4 separate regions of the Mus musculus genome follow, and regions 1, 3 and 4 are each linked to region 2. The links are chromatin loops, found by intact Hi-C in ENCODE. Cell type or tissue: heart. All regions are shown on one strand.

What was found. Hi-C counts contacts between places; a loop is a spot of excess contacts. Peaks named below come from ENCODE experiments on the same cell type or tissue, not always from the same donor. Only the 100,000 strongest peaks of a DNase experiment are listed, where the experiment ranks them.
Region 1: a loop joins it to region 2, with 4 times the contacts of the local background. A loop is called at or near these places in 4 of 42 quality-filtered maps.
Region 3: it touches region 2 in a loop (8-fold over the local background); 13 of 42 quality-filtered maps call a loop at or near these places.
Region 4: a loop joins it to region 2, with 2.5 times the contacts of the local background. A loop is called at or near these places in 3 of 42 quality-filtered maps.

What each region holds. Positions count from the first base shown.
Region 1 is chr5:116,383,397-116,388,396 of GRCm38, reverse strand. No RefSeq gene overlaps it. Among named protein-coding and RNA genes, the nearest start is that of Gm36841, 21 kb to the left of the region's middle. In heart, a CTCF peak has its summit at 2,182; no DNase peak of the experiment used is centred here.
Region 2 is chr5:116,591,008-116,596,007 of GRCm38, reverse strand. It overlaps Srrm4 (serine/arginine repetitive matrix 4), which reads left to right and starts at 4,191. Exons shown (of 13, transcript NM_026886.3): 1 at 4,191-4,674. The coding sequence starts at 4,544. In heart, a CTCF peak has its summit at 2,721 (motif pointing right); no DNase peak of the experiment used is centred here; H3K4me3 peaks cover 2,004 bases; H3K27me3 peaks cover 4,398 bases.
Region 3 is chr5:116,229,675-116,234,674 of GRCm38, reverse strand. The region is part of intron 1 of Ccdc60 (coiled-coil domain containing 60); the gene reads left to right. It overlaps Gm36502 (a long non-coding RNA gene), which reads right to left and starts at 2,605. Exons shown (of 4, transcript XR_001784946.1): 1 at 1,859-2,605. In heart, a CTCF peak has its summit at 2,716 (motif pointing left); no DNase peak of the experiment used is centred here; H3K4me3 peaks cover 366 bases; H3K27ac peaks cover 336 bases; H3K27me3 peaks cover 283 bases.
Region 4 is chr5:116,489,602-116,494,601 of GRCm38, reverse strand. All of the region lies in intron 1 of Srrm4 (serine/arginine repetitive matrix 4), which reads left to right. Among named protein-coding and RNA genes, the nearest start is that of Srrm4os, 53 kb to the right of the region's middle. In heart, no CTCF peak of the experiment used is centred here; no DNase peak of the experiment used is centred here; H3K4me3 peaks cover 566 bases; H3K27ac peaks cover 564 bases; H3K27me3 peaks cover 243 bases.

The sequences.
Region 1 (5,000 bases), 210 kb after region 2:
CTAGCATGCACCCACAGAAACGCACACACACACAGACACAGGTACACAGAAACACATATTCACACACACATCATGTTGGGGAATAGTCTTTACAATCACAAGGAATGAGTCACATCTGCTTACAAATGGTGTATGAACGCTATGATGCCATTTAAAACCCCCATAGAAACGAAAGCCCTAGACAGACACGGGTATCATCAAAGATGCTTCCGTGTAAGGAAGGGTAGATTCATTGGACGTTTTAAAGTATGTTTTCTAATTTATCAGCGATGCAGATGTGGTGCATGTTTTCAAGAGGAAAAACAGAGAACCTGTTCTTCAAGAGAAGAAGAAAGTGAATACTTTGGGGCTCATGAAATTTCTGCTGTATCTACCCTGGCTTAACTATGGTCCTTCCATTTTGTTTTTTTTTTTTTTTTAGCACCTTAGAAGGCATTATGCGAGCTCCACATGACCACTTGGTAAATGTACAGACAGGGAGGTCACCCAGATATCTGTGACCTTTGTTTGAACATGGAGCAGAGAAAGGAGAAGAGGTTGCCCTCCTGATTCCCAACAATTTCCCTTCCTTTCCCGAATTATGGGGATAGCCACGAAGCTGCCCTCCAGCTCCCAGAATCCTTCACATCGAAACCCCGCCCTCCAGCTCCCAGAATCCCTCACATCAAATCCTGCCCTTCAGTTCCCAGAAGCCTTCATGCAAAGTCCCTGTCAATCAGTGCTCACCAGGACCACAGCTCATCTTTCATTTTTTTAAACTTGCATCTGTATATGTGTGAGAATTTATTTGGGTGGGGTGAGGGGGTGGGGCACACATGTGCACATGCCTATGGAGGCCCTAGGTCAGCTGCAATTGAAATTCTTCAAGTGCTCCCTACCCCCGCCGCACCCCTCCCCCTCCCCATTTGTTTGTTTTGAGGTCTCTTGGTGACCTGAAAGTCACCAAGCAGGCTGAGCTGCCTGACTATCAAACCACTGGGATCCACCTGTTTCCACCTCCTTAGCAGTTGGGGTTGCGAGCCTGAGCCAGCTTTTTTAAAACATCGGTTTCTGGGAATGGGACTCAGGTTCGAAAGCTTGCCAGGCAAGCACCTCACCAACTAAGCTGGTTAACGATGATCTAGGAAGACCATCTTTGCAGGGAGTCGGGAGAGGGAAGAACGAACAAATCAGTAACCAGGACTACGGACTTGGAGTTCAAATCCCCATCTGCCTTAGATGACGCCTTTCCCTGCCCGAGTGAGAATTCCCAGCTGAGGAAAATTCCTATTCTAAGTTCAAATCTCACCCCTCCTTAGGTTGAAGAATTGACCTTGGGGAAGCCACTTCAGCCGTCTTTTTATCATTATCCTCATTAAAGGGATCCTGTTTTTGTTTTTAATGGTGTGTGTGTGTGTCTGAGTGTGTGTATGTGTTCTGTGTATGTTCAGGTACCCAGGAAGGTTAAAAGAGGGTGTCAGATGCCCCGGAACTAGGGTCACACATGGTGGCCAGCCTAATCATAACCATATTTTCCTATCCTCTGAAGCGTTAACTCCAAGTGAAGACTTTTGAAGTGGGATCTAACACTCCCTGGACTTCCACAGAAATCAGAGTATCTCACCACAGATGGATACCTGGCTAAAAGCCAGATCAGCAACACACGGGTTTGCTGAACTTGCTGGACTTGGAGATGGATGCTCTAATATTCAATGAATATGAAAATGGCCTTAATAAATTCATCTTAAATGTACTCAGTGAACACACACTCCTTGGCAGCACTGTAAGCCCCATTTGTCGGAAGCTAAATATTGCGGGAGGCTGTTTTAGCCTTTGTACGACTGCTTGCTCCTGGAGAATATCTTAAACAGGATATTGGATGTAATTAAAACACCTTGAATAATTTCATCATAAAAGTATTCAAAACATATAAAGTTACTGAGTATTATCGCTGAGCACATTAGTAGTGCGTTCTGATGGATCCTTGTCACTGACTTTATTTAAAAAAAAAAAAAAGAGTATATGTCTTAGTCGTTAACGTTTGATAAGAATTGTCCTTAAAATCGGGTTCTGAAAAAATAGGCAAATTTAGCGAACTTGATGGATTGATCAGTGGCATTTTGAGTCCCTAGGGAACTATGATGGAATGGTTTTTTGATGGACTGGCAAATTCTCTCATGATGACTACAGTGTCCCCCGTGGAGACTTGAGGAACTGCAGCCAGATTCATCTCTGGTAGACTTCTGGAGAGCCTGGACCCTTCAGCGCTGTGGAGCACCCCACCTGTTCAAGCTCCTGAAGATGACGGCCCACATTTTAAGATGAGCCTTCCTCTTCGGGCTGCTCAACATAAACGGCATTTTATGCCACAGATGTACACGTGATAGACTAAGCCGGAACGCAAGCACACAGCTCCGAGTTTGAATCCTAGTTATGGCTGTGTGATCTTGGGCAACTGGCACTACATCTCTGAGCTTTTTTTGCTTGCTTGTTTCTCCTTCTGAGGAAAAAAAAATGAGTAAAACCGAGTCCCATTATAAGAATTGGGTCAAAGATTACACGAAGCGCTGAGACACAGGAAGAACTCTGCATCCGGTAGTCTGGGTCACCACTCTAGTGCCGCTATCATCTGAGAAATTCTCCTCTAGTTTTAGGAAAGTACCTTCATGTCTCCAGCTCTACGCTTAATGGCTATAAATGCTACATAGTAGACATTCTTCTAGATCCTTCCATGGCTCTCAAAGAGAGCAGCAGAGACCCCAAAGGGTGCCTGCTACACGATCAAATTTCGACAACTCGACTAAGGCGCTGTTTTCGCTCTCCTGTCCTCTATCACACAGAGGAACTCTCCAGAGATTGTGTGACCCGTGAGACCCACAGGAGAATGCAGGTTGGAGCAATTGGGAGAATCCTGGCATCTTCCTTTTATTGGTGTTCAAATGACTTGGAAAGGTATATACATTGCTCTCCTTCATTTATATTTTGATTTGTGGAAATAAAATTTTTCATAAAAAATATGTCAATGTTAGCATTTTGTGGGTCTCCTGTTTTAAATAAAATGCACCTTTCAAATTTCTGGTGTGGTTGGTCCATACACCAGCACAGATGCACTCTTGGCGGTAGTTAGGAGTGTTTAAGACTGAAAGATGTCTGGAGATCAGTAAGCATGAAAACTGCTGGATTAGACTAGATTAGAATATTTTATAGAGTCCAGCCTAAGCTTGTCTTTGCTGTTGTTGAGACAAGGTCTTGCTATAGAGATGGTCTTAGCTAACGTAAGATTCTCTATGTATATAGGTTGGCCTTGATCTACCTGTCCCCGTGTCTGCCTCCTGAGTGCTTAGATGTATATTATAATATATATGTATATATATGTATATTATAATATATATGTATATATCTCACATCTCTATCCATTCCTCCATTCCTGGAGACCTAGGCTGTTTCCATAACTTAGTTGTTGACGTCATGCTGCAGTAAGCATTGCTGGGTAAATGTCTCTGTTCTGTGTTGACTTGGAGTCTTGGGTGAACCCCTAGGAGTGATATGTGGGTCCTATGGTAGATGGACTCTTTTTTTCTGAGAAACTCTCCTACATTATCCATAAGGGCCAGACTGATGATTCTTCCCTTTCGTCCACATTTTAACCTCACCAGAATTTGATGATGATGATAATTTTTAATGTATGTGAGAATAGTCGCTCTCTTCAGACACACCAGAAGACATTTGGATTTCATTACAGATGGTTGTGAGCCACCATGTGGTTGCTGGGTGTTGATCTCAGGACCTCTGGAAGAGCAATCAGTGCTCTTAACCACTGAGCCATCTCTCTGTCCCCTTCTTCTTTTCTTTCTTTCTTCCTTTCTTCTTTCCTTCCTTCCTTCCTTCCTTCCTTCCTTCCTTCCTTCCTTTCCTTCCTTTCCTTCCTTCCTTCCTTCCTTCCTTCCTTCCTTCCTTCCTTCTTTCTTTCTTTCTTTCTTTTTTTTTAAGATTTATTTTATTTATATGAGTATACTGTAGCTGTCTTCAGACACACCAGAAAAGGGCATCGGATCTCATTACAGATGGTTGTGAGCCACCATGTGGTTTCTGGGAATTGAACTCAGGACCTTTGAAAGAGCAGTCAGTGCCCTTAACTGCTGAGCCATCTCTCTAGCCCCCCCCCCCCCTTCTTATTTTCTTAATGGCTGACATCCTGACTGTGGTAAGATGGACTCTCCATGCAGTTTTGCTCTCCATGACTCTGACAGTGAAGGAGGCCACAGATTTATTTATTTAAGCTGTTCATTCACCCATTGGTTGAATGAAGTTTTGTCATCTGCAGGAGAATGCTTGCGACTATAATCATAGTCTGCAAATCAATATAACATTTGTCTTCCCTGGTGTTTCCTAAACTTTATCCTTGACTGTTTGAGCATTTTTTAAAAAATGGCAATTCATGTAGAGCAAACTATCCGCTCTACATGCTGAGACAGGCATGAAAACTTACTGTTTATGGTGTTCATCATGGGGAGACAGAGGTCTTTCTCATCTGATCTGAGTGTTTATACAGCCTTACAATGAGTCTCCATTCAGTTTTCTCTCTTGGTGCCAGGGTTCACTCTACCAAACCCTGTGGAGTGGGCTTGCTTTGTTAATGACTGTCTTCCTCACCTCATAGGACAATATGAGGTTTCTTAGGTCTCTTCTCACTCCATAGGACAATCATAAAGTGTGTGTGTGTATGTGTGTGTGTGTGTCTCAATGGACATGCTTCAATCCTATTAGACCAGCAGCTCTATCTGGTCCTTAAATAAATCCCAACACCATACAAAGAGCCTGGAAGTGGTAACTGTTCCTTAAATTTCTGTCATATAATTGAGATAAATAAGCCCACATTGAGCATGTGTGAGCCCTTTGTATATTGCTACATCCACTCTAGTAGTGACATGCGTGACAGGCCCCAAAAACCTGGGCGCTGTCCCGAGTCGAAAAGTTCACGGAAACTTAAGTCTCCTGGAACCGTGGCATCCTGTATAAAA
Region 2 (5,000 bases):
TTCAGGTCCCCCGTGCGCAGGGTGGGCTATTTGGAGAGTTACAGGCCAGTGAGTCACCCCTGCTAGTAAACAAACAAACAAACAAACAAACACAGTAAAAAGATTGATGTCATCTAAGGAGTGACATCTGAGGTTGCTTTTGACCGCCGCATGTTACATGCACACAAGCAATACACACACACGCACACACATACACACACGAATGTGCATACATATACACATGCACAGAAAGTAGAAGCTTAACCCATTCCACTGATTTCTTAGTTTGTAAAATAACAAGTGAGATGCTGCCCTCCTTCAGGGTGCTTTGTTCATCTTCATGAGGAATTCGTGGGTGTAAGCAGAGTCCCTTTTGCCCCATCTGTCCTTCCACAACTGAAAAGATACCACCATCGGGGACAGAAGCATCCTGAAGGAGTGGATGGAAGTAGATTTTTATACAAAGAGTGCCAGTTTTAACTTACCCGGGAACTCTATCCAGAAGTGGGTTTTGGGAAGGATTCTGAGGTCTGGTCCCAGGAGTTCGAGTCAGAATTAGCAATGTCTTCCAGCGATGGCACACAGAGGGTAAATACCAGTTGTGTCACGGGTGTGTGCTCACTGTTCACTAACCAACACGCTGATGTGTATCAGCTCTTGGCATAGCCCCTGGGGAGGCAGCAAGCAGGCACACTGTGAGGGAGACAGAGATGGCTCTACTGTATACAATGACAAAGGAATGAGGCTTTGAGTTCTATCAGAGAAACCAGCCCTAATGTTTAAATCATGTAACCCTCACAAGAATCATGTGAAATATGTTTTAATGTCTCCATTTAGGATGGGGAGGGTAGAAAAATTGAGGCAGGAGTTAGTTCCTTGCCTAAGGTCATCTGCCTAAAAAGTAGCAGATCTGTGCACCACGCCCAGCTCCATCTGATTCTAGAGGCTGTGCTTTTAGCCTCTGATAATAATTGATTTTCTTTACTAAACTAGTTTCCATAGACTGCTTTGTAGCCTGCCCGTCCAGTTGACTCTGTTAATCCCCGAAGCCAGTCTATTTAAACCCAGAATATTCGGTCTTTGTGAAATACCATGCAAGGCTGCTCTGGTGATACTGGGTTATCACCCAAGAAATGTAATGTAAGATATTGAAATGGAAGCTTTGGCAAGAAGGGAGAGTTCTTCCTTGTGTACTCGACTGGACTTGAAGCACTGTGGAAATGTATCTCTCTTTCTATAAAGATGTTTCCAGAAAGTTAACTGACAAGGGAAGACCCACTTTTGTGGGACTGTGACACCAGACAGAAGAACTGGTAAGGTTGAGCAAGCTGCAAACCCCAGGAAACCTCAGAATTGAGAAGATGTGAGGCCAGCTCCCTGCCAAACTACCTGATCTGGAACATGTAACCATGATGCCCCACTGAGAGGACCTTGAGAATCGGTCATGTAGCATAAAAACCCGGAGTTCTCCATGCTAATGAGGTATTTAAATAGGTCAGGTGTGTTTAGCCAGTGAGCTTCCCTTCCTGGACATTTCTTCCTGCAAAAAGTATTTAATCCCTCCTTCACCCCGAGTAAGATGTATACGTTCACATCCGCCGTCAAATAAAGCAGTTTGGACAAGCAAGGTCCTTCATCGAGATTGCCCAGGGCTGAGGAGGGGGAGGTCTTGGTCACAAAGACTCGCACCTAAATCTCCCAGAGAAGGCCTTCTCTCTTCCAACCCATCCGGACTCTTGGCATTCACTCAAAACCAAACCGGATTCCACCCCTGTCCTGGTACCCATGGACCCCTGTTCCCAACTCCCCGAGGTCTGATGCAACTCTGAGAACACAGCAGATAGGGAACCACAGCATCCGTCCCAAACCCCACAGCATCCGTCCCAAACCCCACAGCATCTGTCCCAAACCCCGCTGTTTCACATCCTCATCTGGGAAATCACAGGCTGGGAGCCCTATTACTGACAGTGTTCTGCCTCCCCAGAGTGGCTTTCAAGCGGCATTTGGGCATCCCAGCGGCGAGTCAGACAAATAGCCCGACACGCTTTGAGTAGAGATGGACCTGTTGTTCCAGATTTTGTAAAAAGGATCCAAAAAAGATGAGCGGCAACTTTCATCTCCCTCGGCTTCTTACCACGGTGTAACAGGACCATCAGGTTCCTATGCTTTCCCCGTCCCCAACCCACACGCCATGATGGACTCAATCAAACCCTGAGCCAGATAAAGCCTTCGTCCCCTAGTTTGCTTCTTATCAGGGATTTGCTCACAGTAACAAGACAATTACTAATACAACAACTGAGGTCACTCGCTGAAAGTCTGGGTGCTAAGCCCTGAGCTTGTTCGAGGAGGCACACAACTTGGAAACCACAGCACTGTCTGCTTCGAAGCATGGGCTCATTGGCATCTTGTAGACTTTGCCTAGCTCCAGTCTTGTATGCCTCTTATTCCCAGAGTGCTCTCCCAGACCTGATTACTGTTTTTTTTTTCTCTCTCTTTAAATAGTCAAGGCTAAGAGGGAAGACAGCTCGATGGCTTTTAAAGTGACAGCCATCCAAGGGTTGCTAGGTCCTAGACGCAATCTAAGAATGAGGAATTTGAATGCAGGGGATCAGGACATGGAAAGTTCACTCCCTGGTTTACTTTCCTCTGTCCTCAAGTCTCCCAGCCCCAACCCCATCCCACCTCCTAATCTCTGCTACTCCCTTTAAAAGCCAACAAAATGCACTTCTAGTTACTGACCAGAAGGGGTCACTGCGGAGTGAGCGCTTGGCGCTCCTAAACCGGTACACAGCCATCACACACAGCCATCACACACAAACTCCTCCTGTAGCCTCTTCCAGGCCAACGCTCACTCCTTGTTCCTGTGTCCCGGCTTCTCTTGCCCCATCCTGTCCTCCTCTCCCCTACTCTGCTCCCCCCTCCGTGTACCTCCTATTCTCTTACAAAGGACTTACTTACAAAGTTCGCACTGATGTTGGGGGTGGGGGTGGGGGTGTCTTCGCTCCCCACTGCTACTAGGTCAACAAAAATTAGAGAATTTTTTCTGCCTTCAGGGTGGAACCCGGTGTCAGTGCTTGGAGGTTTGTAAGACTTAGCAGAAGCTCCTTGTAGGAGTTTCACTTTTAAACCCTGGCGGTAGGTGAAACTCCCAAGTATTAAAAGGCTCCAGAGGAGAAATGGGCTGGGGAAATCTCACTAAGATATCTTCCCTAAGAAGACCCTTACGGCAAAACGGGGAGACATTGTTGTCTACTGCCTGCGCATCTGGAGTTTGAGATTCTGAGTCTCTGCTGGGACTGGGAGAGTAGGGGGGAGGAAGAAGATGGAAAGACCAAAAAGTTACTTGTAATCCTCGGAAGCCCTCCCCCCCCTTCCCCCCTCAGTCTTTCTTTGCCAAATCGGACTGTTGTTTCACACCCAGGCTGCGGGTTCTCAGGGGGGTGGGGGAGGGGTGTTCTTTTGGAGGGCTTTGGCAGCGGGGACGCGAAGCAGGCCGGCTGCGAGGCACAAAAGAGATATCCTTTATAGCGCCGCAAGCACAGATGTGACGCTGCGCCCCTCTGCGGGTGGGGGCCGGCTCGACAGATGGCGAGAAACCGCGCTGGTGACGGATTGTCCGTCAAATGGCATTTTCGGGGTGGGGGGGTGGAAGAGCCCCCCAGGCGTAAAGAAAATCATAGGGGCACCCACACACACACACTTTGCAGACCTCGGCAGTCCATCCCAGAAGTGGGGTGGGTGAAGGCAGGTTGGCGTGGGTGGATAGGTGGGGCATTTTTTAGTAGCTCCCTCAATGGAAGATGCTCCCCAAGTCTTGCAAAAGGATAGGGAGGTGGCCCAGGCCCGGGAGTGCGCATGTAAGGGTTGAGGGGAAGGCCTGCGACGATGGAGGAAGGGTGAGGGCTAAGAGAAAGAATCTCCTTTTTGATTCTGTTTGAGGTGTTGGGGTCGCTTCTCAGAGGGGTCAGAGTCGCAACTCTGTGGCCACGGGGCCTTAGAGACAAGCGCTCGCCCCTCCCTTTCTCCTCCTCAGACCTGCGGGCTTTTGTTATGCAGATGGCGGCGGGAGGCTGAGCCAGAGAAGGAGGGGTTGCTGGGGAAGGAGGAGACGGAGAAGGGGAGGGAGGAAAGTACAGCTCGCGCGACCAGCCTCCCCTTCCAACGTCACATTGTGCAAGAGACAAAACCCGGGCGCGCCGGAGCTCACACGCGCACGCACGGCAGACGCCCCGGTCGCCTCCTCTCTGTTCTCTGCGCGGTAGAGAAAGCCGGCTAGCTTTGCTTCGCCGAAGACACGGAGCTCAGCCTGCTCCCAGCGCAGCTCAGAGCCAAGCCAAGAGGTGAACCCAGCCGGGGAACCACCTTCTTTCTCCGCTGCCTGCCTAACCCGAGACGTCCCGTTCTATCCCATCCCCCGCCCTGAACTCCGATCTCTCCCCACCCCACCCCTTGGGGGTTTCACGCGGACAGCGCCCCGGAGCCCAGGGCGTGTCATCGGGTTTGTAATCCACGTTTCAGCACTTCGGACAGCGCCCCAGGCTCCCGGGCTCCTTGGGCTTTCAGGATGGCTAGCCTGCAGCAGGGCGAGAAACAGCTGTTTGAGAAGTTCTGGAAAGGGACCTTCAAAGCAGTGGCCACTCCGCGTCCCGAGAGCATCATCGTCGCCAGTATCACAGCCCGCAAGCCGATGCCAAGGTAATGACCTCGTTCATGAGTTAGGGACACTGGGAGGTCCCCCCCCCTTTTCTTGCCTGTGCCCCAGAATCTTGACGGGTGGACGCAGGCAACTGGAACAGGGTGTCTGGACTAAGCCCGTCGTACCCGGTATCTCACGCCGGAACATGAGAAATTATCGCTTGTGTAAGGGAGAGGCTGTTGAAAAGGGACAGGAATTTTTTGACGGGGAACAACACTCCTACAGACTCCGCACCTCCTATGCAAACCCCCTTGCTTTCTTAGGGTGGGCGGTGTGGCTCGGGGTACGTACTTGACTGAAAACTTTTCGAGCTATCGCCAAGTGC
Region 3 (5,000 bases), 360 kb after region 2:
GTGTGTGTGTTTTCCTCTGTGTCTATGCATGTATGTGGAGGCTAGAGATTAACCTTGGGTATCTCCCTCAATCATTCTCCACCTTATTTTTGTGAGGCAGAGCCTCTCCCTGAATCTGGAGCTCACTGCTTTAGGTAGGCTGGGAGCCCATATCTTTACTACTACTACTACTACTACTTTTTAAAATCTATTTATATGAGTACACTGTAACTGTCTTCAGACACCCCAGAAGAAGGCAACAGATCCCATTACAGATGGTTGTGAACCACCATGTGGTTGCTGGGAATTGAACTCAGGACCTCTGGAAGAGCAGACAGTGCTCTTAACCACTGAGCCATCTCTCCAGCCCCCATCTTCACCTCTCAAGTGCTGGTGTTACAGGCGTGTGCCGCAGCCAGCACTTTTTTGTGGGTTCAGTTCCTCATTCTTACATGACAAATGTTACTCTGTGTATGTATGCATGTATGCCTGCCTGCCTGCATGCATGCATGTGTGTATGTGTGCTTGTGTGCATTTATGTAAACTCTCTCTAGAAGTAGCTACAAAACTTGGCAACTTTAGTCATCTCCAGAGAAGAATGTGAACAACTTTCTGGCAAGATAGGAGTGACATGTTCCCCGCCCCCCCTTTCACGCTCCCCCCCCTCATCTGTTTTTAAGCCATTTAGAAAAACCTATGTTGATTTTTTTTTTTAATTTAATGAAATGGACTTCACCACTGTCTATTCAGTACTTGGCTGGGCTCCCCACTCCTAAATTGATTTTGCTAGCGTGACCTCCCACGGCCTCCGCACAGCATTGCCAGCTTCAGGTGTGTTCTTCTGTGTGTTAGGTCGTCAGAAGAACCTGAGTGACACACCACCACTTGCGCCCCAGTCTCCAGTCATACTCTTATACCCAGCTCCTGCTGGCAGCATCCTCCATCTGAATTGCCCACGGAGGGAAGAAAAGTGGCACGTTTTGGTCACTGGTCTCCACAGCTATGCATGGACTGTGGCAAGGAAGGACCAACAGGAGGCAGGCACAGAGTCTGCGGAAACCTGCTTTTTCCCTGACACTGAGTCTTCTTAATGATGGCCCGAAGGCCCCGGGGAAAATGTGTGTTTCTGATGAAAGAAACAGATCGTGGGGGTGGGTGTCGGGGGCAGGAGAGAAAGAATGACAGATGTTAAGAAATAGTGTTAAGGTTTCAGCTAGGACTACTCAGATTCTCTCTCTCTCTCTCTCTCTCTCTCTCTCTCTCTCTCTCTCTCTCTTACAAAAGACACACACACAGGTATGAGGCAGAACACTTATCACACAAGGGAGGAACTTGCTGGAGCACGTGGAGGCACCTTTTCTAGGTTTTATGGCTTGGCAATCAAGAGTTCTAGCTTTCTAGGCCTACTTCAGGAATGGGAAGGGGAGGGGAGAGTGGAAAGGCCAGAGATCAGCTGCTGGCTTTCAGTTTGACATAAGCTCTGTGAGCGGTGTGTGGTGTCTGCATGACACCGCCCCCACTGAGGGAGAGTCACCTACAGCCACTTCGATTGATCAGCTCAGGCCTCTGCTTCCCGAGACACTCGATGTGATGTCCTCCACCACAGCCCACTGTGAGAATCCTGAGCCCACACAGTATTCTCAAGAGTGCGGCTGGAATCTCAGCATTCAGGAAGCACAGGCTGGATTGATTGCAGCCTAACCCTGCAGCAGCAGTAGCAGACCTGGGCTATCCTCGGTGATCTCCATGTCTCCTAATGAGGTCTGCATAAAGTGCCATCCTGAGGAAGGCACCTGAGACATCCCACCCCAGGAGCTCTGTGGTCACACTCTAACCAGCTCTGGCCAGCTCTTTTGTCCCTTAGTTTTCTTCTACTCACCAGCAGCGTAGGGTCAGCTCCCGTATGTACGATTAGATGCTCTCCATAGGAAAGTCAAGGCTGAGAAGCTGGCTATGACTGGTAGGCTGGGCTAGTTCTTGGCTGAAGCAATCCAAGGACGGAAGGCGTTCTTTGGGCTCACAGTTTGAGGGTGATCAGGCTGGCTATCCTGTATCCTTGAGTGTGTGCCGGTTCCCCCTCAGGAGCCGTGGCAGGCATTGCTAATTGGTTACAGAAAAATCTCTCTAATGAGACCGGATCTCGGGGTGCTCCAGCCAGTCTTTAAGGCTGGCAATGGAGTAGAAGCCCTTGCTTCCTTGATCAGGCTGCCTATGGCTCTCATGTACCCTTGAGTGTGCTGATTCCTCCAGGGGCTGTGCCAGACATTGCTAATCAATTACAGAAAAATTTCTCTGATGAGACTGGACCAGGGTGCTCCAACCAGTCTTTACTTTGCTCCCTCAAAATCTTAGTGCATTCCCCGACGCGTGGAATTTAAGCTCTATCCTAGAACCTATTTCCTTAAGCTCATCCAGGGTTATGAAGGACATCCCTGAGCCCTTCACTGAGACTTGGGTTGGTTACCAGCATCTGACGGCTGTACCATTGATCCCTCATAGCAAGTCTTAACTCCTGAGCCATCTCTCCAGCCCATAGCTGGTCTTTCAGACAAGCATGGTTTGTTATCTTTTTAAACTGGCGAACGGGCTGTTGGCACGGGTCTTAGTCTCTGGCTGGTGGGGGACTTGCAGGAGCCGGCAGCCGATTTCCATTTCAATCAAGCAGAGAGCTGAGAGAGGCAGATCAAAAGAAAATGGAATTTGATCGAAAGCCATGGCTTCTAGTGCCACCTACCGGTACATCTTCACCTCGCTGCCCTTGCTGACCTGGAAGCCCTTTGTAGTTAGTTACCCAGCTGTCTAGTTTGGAAATATTCTCATACGCTCTCTAGAATTCTTTGTTTTTAACTCGCGGTGACATGATTCCGTGGGTAAAAGCCCCAAGTACTCGTGACATAGTGGCAGGAATCTCTGCTTGGTAAGCCTGGTTAAGCTCCCTGTACCAAGCATGGAGTTTCTCACGGTGTCCGATGAAGACCAGGCAGGCACTGCTTTGGAGCCCTGATAGCTTGCAGGGACAAGGAACAGGAGGAGCAAGGGTGTGTGTGTGTGTTTGTGTGTTGTCTACGGCTGGCAGTGATGGAGATGGAGACTGCCGCCAGGCGTGGAAGGAAGACAGCTTGAAGAAATCTTTAGGAAGTAAGACGATCACTAGGGGCAGCTGTCGGAGCCGGAAGCTACCACAGGCCACAGTTTTCCACGAGGGTTTAGCCACGTCCCAGTACAGAAGGTCACAGCTCGCTGACTCCTGTGTCAGATGAGGGTCACAGGAGCAGGAGGCTGCGCTCCATACCGGTGTCTTCCTGACCTTGAGGAAGTCACCCTGTCTCTGGGTCCTGTGGTTCCCTTTTGGCAAGGTAGGAGTAAGGATGCCCGTGAGGTGAGGAGGATTCCTTGCGGGGGTGGGGGCGGTAAAACTAAACCATTGAAGCTGGGACAGAGAAGAAGGAAGGATGCTCCACAGATACACAGTAGGTCCGCACATGAGGGGCACATGGAACATGCCTGTCCCCGCATGGCCAGCTTGACCCCTTGGCATCTGCAAACCTTACCACATTAGCAGTACCATGTCCCCTTCATAATTAATAAGTACCCCCACGGTCAGCTGTCTCTCCTCACAGTCTGAAACAGCAAGGAGAGCTCAGAACGCAGACAGCAGGGGCTTCTTTCCTCCCCAGGGCTATGGCCCTTTACCACCCCCAAAACTCCGTGTTCTAAACAGGAACTCCCTTATAGCTCCCCACCACCACACATCAAGAAGACAGTCCCCTCTTCTGTCACTTCTCTCCTCTCCTTCAATGTCCAGGCGTGACGGCATGTCCCCTGGGTTCATAAGAAGGTGGGGGAAGGGGAGGGCCACCGGCCCTGGGCAAAGAGGTTTGTGATGAATTGAACTCAACAGAAAAATTCATATTTCACTTTGTAGCGTGTGCTGTGGCCAAGGTCCTTCATGCCCCTCACCGGTGTGTCCCAGGTACCCTTTATGTGGCTCTGATTGTTAGTTTTTATTTGTTTGTTTGTCTCTTGTCAACTTGACACAAACCTCGACCCTACCTAGGAAAAGGAGAGCTTAATTAAGAAAAGGCCTCTATAAGATTAGCCTGTAGGCATGAGTGCCGGGGGGGGGGGGGGTCCCGCAGGGGCGCATTTTCTTGATTAATGATTGATTTGCAAAGTCCCTGCCCACTGTAGGTGGGGTGGGTCATCTCTGAGCAGGTGATCCTGGGTTCTGCAAGAAATCTCTGTCTTTTCAAACAGCCTCCCCTCCCCCTCACAGCTCCGGGGAACCTCCCAGCTGTTCCCTGATGTCTGTATCAACTCCCAGCACATTTAGCAGAATTCATTCCCATCTTAATCTGATTCCAGAAGATCAGAGTCTCAGGTCTGACAAAGATGAGTTTAGAACATCCTTCCATAAAACACAGACTTAGAAGATTGGTCCTCTGACCATGACCTTCAACAGATTGTGCCGATTTTCTACCTTATAGACAGAAATTCAGAGGATAAGCTATTTTTAGATCAACAGCTAGTCCCTACTATGTGATACAGGACCCTATCCTATCGGGGGAGAGAGACTAGTGTCATTAAGAACACATGCAGGCTATGGTGGTGTGTGCCTGTAATCCCAGCACTGGAGGTGTGGGGGGTGAGGCAGGAAGATCATGAGTTCAGGTCAAGCCTGGGCTACATAGTGACAACCCTCTCACACAGAGAAGTTGCTCTGATGTCACTTGAGCCCAGTGCCATGCCCAGGCTTTGCCACTCGACAGTGTCTTGTTCACCGTGGCGCGCATCCTCTCCACTAAAGTCTCCACTGATCCCTTATAAGATGGGATTGCAATGTGGCACAGACAGGTAACATCACGTGTCTGAGTAGGAATGTCCTTGGGATAATGGGTAGGGAAGAGGTGAATGTCGCTGGTAGGCTTAGCAGGAGCTCCATTGAACAGATGGGGAAACTGAGGCTCTGGAAGGGAACGTGGCTCACTCAGTAGCAGTCCGATTTAAGTAACAGACCCGGG
Region 4 (5,000 bases), 100 kb after region 2:
AGACACCGTAATCATCTCCATGTTGCCAGGGACGTGAGAGGGCTCATCCAAGATCACAGCGGGGAAAACAGCAGGACCAGCTTTAAGCTCCAGTCAGCTTGATCCCAAAGCCCTGGTGGCTTCTGACTGTTAAATTCCTACCTGTTATCAGTTGAGAAGCCACGGAGCTTTAAGAGATGGCTGCTCATACACGTGCAGGAGGGAGCTTTCCTAAGGTGTCCCAGTACACGTACACACAAATGCACACACACATGTACACACGTTTGAAATCCCTTTGGGGCCAAGGAGAGAGCCCATAAAATTCAATGGGAGGTGATCGTGAGTCTGGCTACCTAATAAAGATGAACTTCCCTAATAAACTCACAATCCTCGGGTAATGGGTTTGACTTTTAAAAGGCTGATAAAACATCTCCACGGAGGAACAGACCTTTGCCAACAGTTGCATCTTCAGAAACGGTGTGGAGGAGCTACTCCCATGAGTGAGAGGACCCGATGCCTGAGCCGGAGTTGAGAAATGGCTACTGCCATGCAAAGCTAGACACTGGCTTTCCCCAGGGTTCCCTTTCTTCTACAGGGAGGAGAGCATGGTGTAGACAAAGGATGGATTGAGAGAAAGGGTGATTTGAGAGCACACTGGTGATTGGTTTCCGGGCAATGGAGGTGGAATCTTCTGAAAGCTTTCTGCTGATTGGTGGGGTTGGTATGGAATGGCCACAACATGTATCCATCCTGCCATTGTTATCACTGTCAGCATCAGGGTCAGCATCCTCAGCATCCTCACGGTCATCATCACCCTCACCACTATCACTATGACCATCATCATCACCATCATCACCTGCCAGGTGCCGGATGTGGGAAAATAAGGGGGTAGGAGAGACTCGATTCCCACCAGAGCTCGGGGAGACTGGACAGGTAGACTTGGGAGACTGATGTAGGACCCCATGGAACCGCCGCTGGATGGGCATCGGGTCGTGTTAGGCCGCCGGACCCCCCTCCGGGGGGACGTGGGGAAGGCACAGACTTGGCTCTGACTCTTGGGCACCACAGACTGCTGAGAACCATGGGAGAGCTGGCTATGATGTCTCTGGGCCTCATGGAGGCCAGAGACGACAGGTTCTCAGTCTCAGACATCCCAGACTCTGCTGGATGTTGAGGACGAGCTGAGAACAAAGTGGGGGCCCCAGGGGCAGCTTGGTCAGCCCCAGGGCCGAAGGGAGAAGGGGCAGAGGAGAAAGATGCTGGGTGGTTCCCACACAGGCGAGAGTCCTTGGTCCGGTCTGGCAGCTGGAAATGCCGAGAAGCCTTCCTGTGAGAGATTAGATGGGGCTCTTTAGGGGAAGGTCTAATCCATCGATCCAGCATGGCGAATCTAGATGATAGGAGGTTGTCCATGGTTTTAGAGTTTTATAGTAGAAAAGAGAGAGAGAGAGAGAGAGAGAGAGAGAGAGAGAGAGAGAGAGAGAGAGAGAGAGAAGGTAAAGAAGTAGAGGCCATCCATGGCCTCATGGACAGAGAGAAGGAAGGGGAGGAGAGGGAGAAGTGAGAGTAAGAAAACAAGAGCTTAAGAGAGACAAGAGAGAGAGGAGGGGACAAGCAGCTCCTTTTACTGCCAGGTAACTGTGAGGCGGGGCATACCTGGCTGTTGCCAGGTAACTGTGGGTGTGGAGTCGAGCCAGAATACCAGGAGCTTAGAGCATTGCCTGTGTGACTGATAGCTACAGCATGATGGAGTTGAGGGCTTGTGGTGTCAGGCATTTGTGTCTGGGGGCATAGCTTATGGTTCTGTCCCTTGTAGAATTTTCTACTGGGTCTCCGGAGTAAGTCTCACTCAACCAGAACACAGACTGCCTTTCATGGTCCAACCATCACCACCATGACCGTCATCACCCTCCTCATCCCCATCCCCCAAACCCAACAACAACAGCAACAACAAAAACACGCATCAGTCATTTACTCAGTGTTCAGAAACTTGCTACGCATATCACCACCCCCTTAGACGGCAGGTAATCCTAACATCCAGACCAACACATCACATCTATGACAGCCCCAGACAACCGCAGTCTTCACGGTCGCTTTGCATTCAGTAGAGAAGAGCCTTGGGTCTGTCTTAGATAGAAGATCCAAGAACGGAGGAGCGAGGAGCAGAGCATGCCTGACTGACGGATGGTGGGAGTGACTTCAGGACAGAAGGGTTGTGTCCGCAGGACAGCATGGAAGAAGACAGCTCAGGAAGAACCAGGAGTCTGACTGAGCAGCGGTACCCACTCCATTGCAGAGCTGATGAGCTCGGCTTTGCCCCTGCCCCCATCACTGTCCACAGGGACTATATAAGCTTAAAGTGCTTGAGCCCAGTGTTCTCAGAGCCGACTTGGCTCTGACAAACACTGACACAGGGATCTAGTGATACAGACAACTCAGGGAGAGGGACCAGTGGTCCCTCCAGTGTCTCTGGCATGTGAGACATGGTATCTGACAGCTTCCCCCATGGAAACCCTTTATCTTGGTTCTCTGCTGTGTTATTTTAAAACTAACGAGCCCAGTCCTCGGAGCTCGCTGCCTGCTTGCCGCCTGCCAACGAGATTAGTGGCTTGTCTGCTCTGTCCTCTCTGTAGGCTTCTGCAGCTGCTTGTCCTCTGCTTGTTAAGAATGTTGTCCCCAACTGCATACAGTCTGGGGCAGCATAAGTGTATATGTGTGTGAGTAGGGAGGTGGATGTGCGACATACGTGTACATGTGTGTGCTTACACGCATGCTTGTGTCTCTGTGTGCATGTACATGCATGTGTGGGGGTGTTGTGTGCATGTGTGTTTGTCCATGTGTGTGCATTCATGTGTGTACATGTGCATGTGTGTGTCTGTGTGTGTGCATGTATATGTGTGTGCATGTGTGTATGTGTGCGTACACATGTGTGCATGTGTGTGTTTGTGGGTAGGTGTGCATGTGCACACGTATGTACATATATATGTACGTGTGTGTATGTGTGCATGTGTGTATGTGTGCATACACATGTGTGCATGTGTGTGTTTGTGGGTAGGTGTGCATGTGCACATGTGTGTACATATGTATTATGTGTATGTGTGTGTGTGTGTGTTTGTTTGTGTGTGTGTGGATTTCTCTTCCTGCAGGAGCTCAGTAGTTAGCCCTGATTGGAAAGAGAGGACAATTCACCCATCCTTGAATTATTAAGAGAGAAGCCAGGACACACTGAAGAATGTAACACATGGTATTGACAGGTGCCGAACCAGACACACTTCTTGGTGGGCACCAAAGCTAACCTGGCATGAAGCTTTTCAACATACCCCCAATGGCACCCCAACCTTCCTCCCTCTCCTCCTCCGGCTCTCTCAGGGAAAGCCATCCAAATCAGCAATGAGTGTTTCCCCAGAGGCAAGCTTGAAAGTGCCACCAAGAGCCAGGCGGTGTCTGAGCACAGGGCACATGTTGTCTCTTCTGTTCCCTACGGGGCAGCTCTGCCAGGCGACTGCACTTTCAGCAAGAAGGAAGGGACTGGGCCAGGCCACGCAGCTGGTGAACAATCAGTCTGATTCTCTGACAGCTCCTGTCTAGCCTCTTCAACATCCTCCTGGACCAGACTTGGCCTCCTGCACCCACTTGCCTTTGCTTCCTGAAGACTGACTCCTCTCCTCCCTGCTAGCTTCCTTTCTTGGATGTTTTCCTCCTGTGTGGAATGATTTATTGTATGCAGAGCCCCGTCTCTCCTGCTGGACTTCAAACTTAAGGAAAGGACTCATGTCTGGGTCTACTGAAAGCAAAATGACAGGGTTAGCAGGAGAGTGAGGGGATGCATAAATGGATGAATGGTTGGATGAATGAATGTATGCATCTAAATGGGGGAGCTGGACCTTTCTGTGCTTTGTGAGCGTATCTTAAGGTCCATCCAGATGGAGCACTCCTACAGAGATATTTTATTATCCCCAAATTCCTCTAGGATGACCTCAAAGCTCCCTCCCTGTCCTGTCCCCACCAAAGTCCAGCCAGATGCTCCACCTCAACGCCAGATGGTCCAACCCTTGCTTTTACTGTACTGAATGCAGCATCTCTCAGATGCATTTCCCAGTTCCTATGTGTCGCCTGACATCCAAGCTCCTATTTCCTGCTGCCCGCTGCCCAGCCCATTGTGGGTATCTAACTGGCATCTCAAAATAACACTTGGGGGACTGGCTCACAAGGCACATCTCTCCCTGAAGATCCATAAGCAGTTAGCAGCGGCCAGGGAAGGGAGAGATATTTTTCTTCAGTGGTGTAGTGACTGGCAAGAGGCCCATGCTTCTGTAATACTGTAATGAGACTCGCTGGATCGCCAAAGGAAGTAAATAAAAAGATATGAGAGTGCCGCTGGAGTGACTGGTTGAAGAAAGGATCAGCCAGACTGGCAGGAGGTTGAGAGACGGCGATGGTGGTGAACATAGTCAAAATATATTATGTATAAAAAACCGCCACAACGAAACCTAGTGTGGCGTGTCATTCATAGATCCTAATAAGGTGTCGCTCCAAGACTGAGCTCCAGAGAACCCTTCACACACACCTGACTCTACCCTCCCAGCTCCGTGAGAGACAGCCCAGGTCACACACTTTGGGGTGACTTTTGACCTCTCTTTTATGCCCCATTTCCAATCCATATGCAGACCCCGTTGATTCTGCCGTGACTGTCTGAGAATCCGGGCCCTGCCAGGCCTGAAGGCAGCAACAGCAACAGCTCTGCCCACCGTTTTCCTCTGTCTCACTCTGCTCACTGCTCTCCCTCTGTCTAGCTCCGCCCATTGTTCGCCCTATGTCTTGCCCCGCCCACTGCTCCCCCTATATCTTGCCAGCTCCCTTGCTGTCTCCACTGAATGAGGGCCAGAAGAGATTTTTTTTAATATCGAAGTCAGATCATTACTCCTTTGCTTAGAGCCCACTGAAGTGAGAACCCAGCTCCTTCCAAGGGCTCTGCAGACCCTAAGGAGCCAACCCCTCACTGTCTGAAACCACGCCTTCTA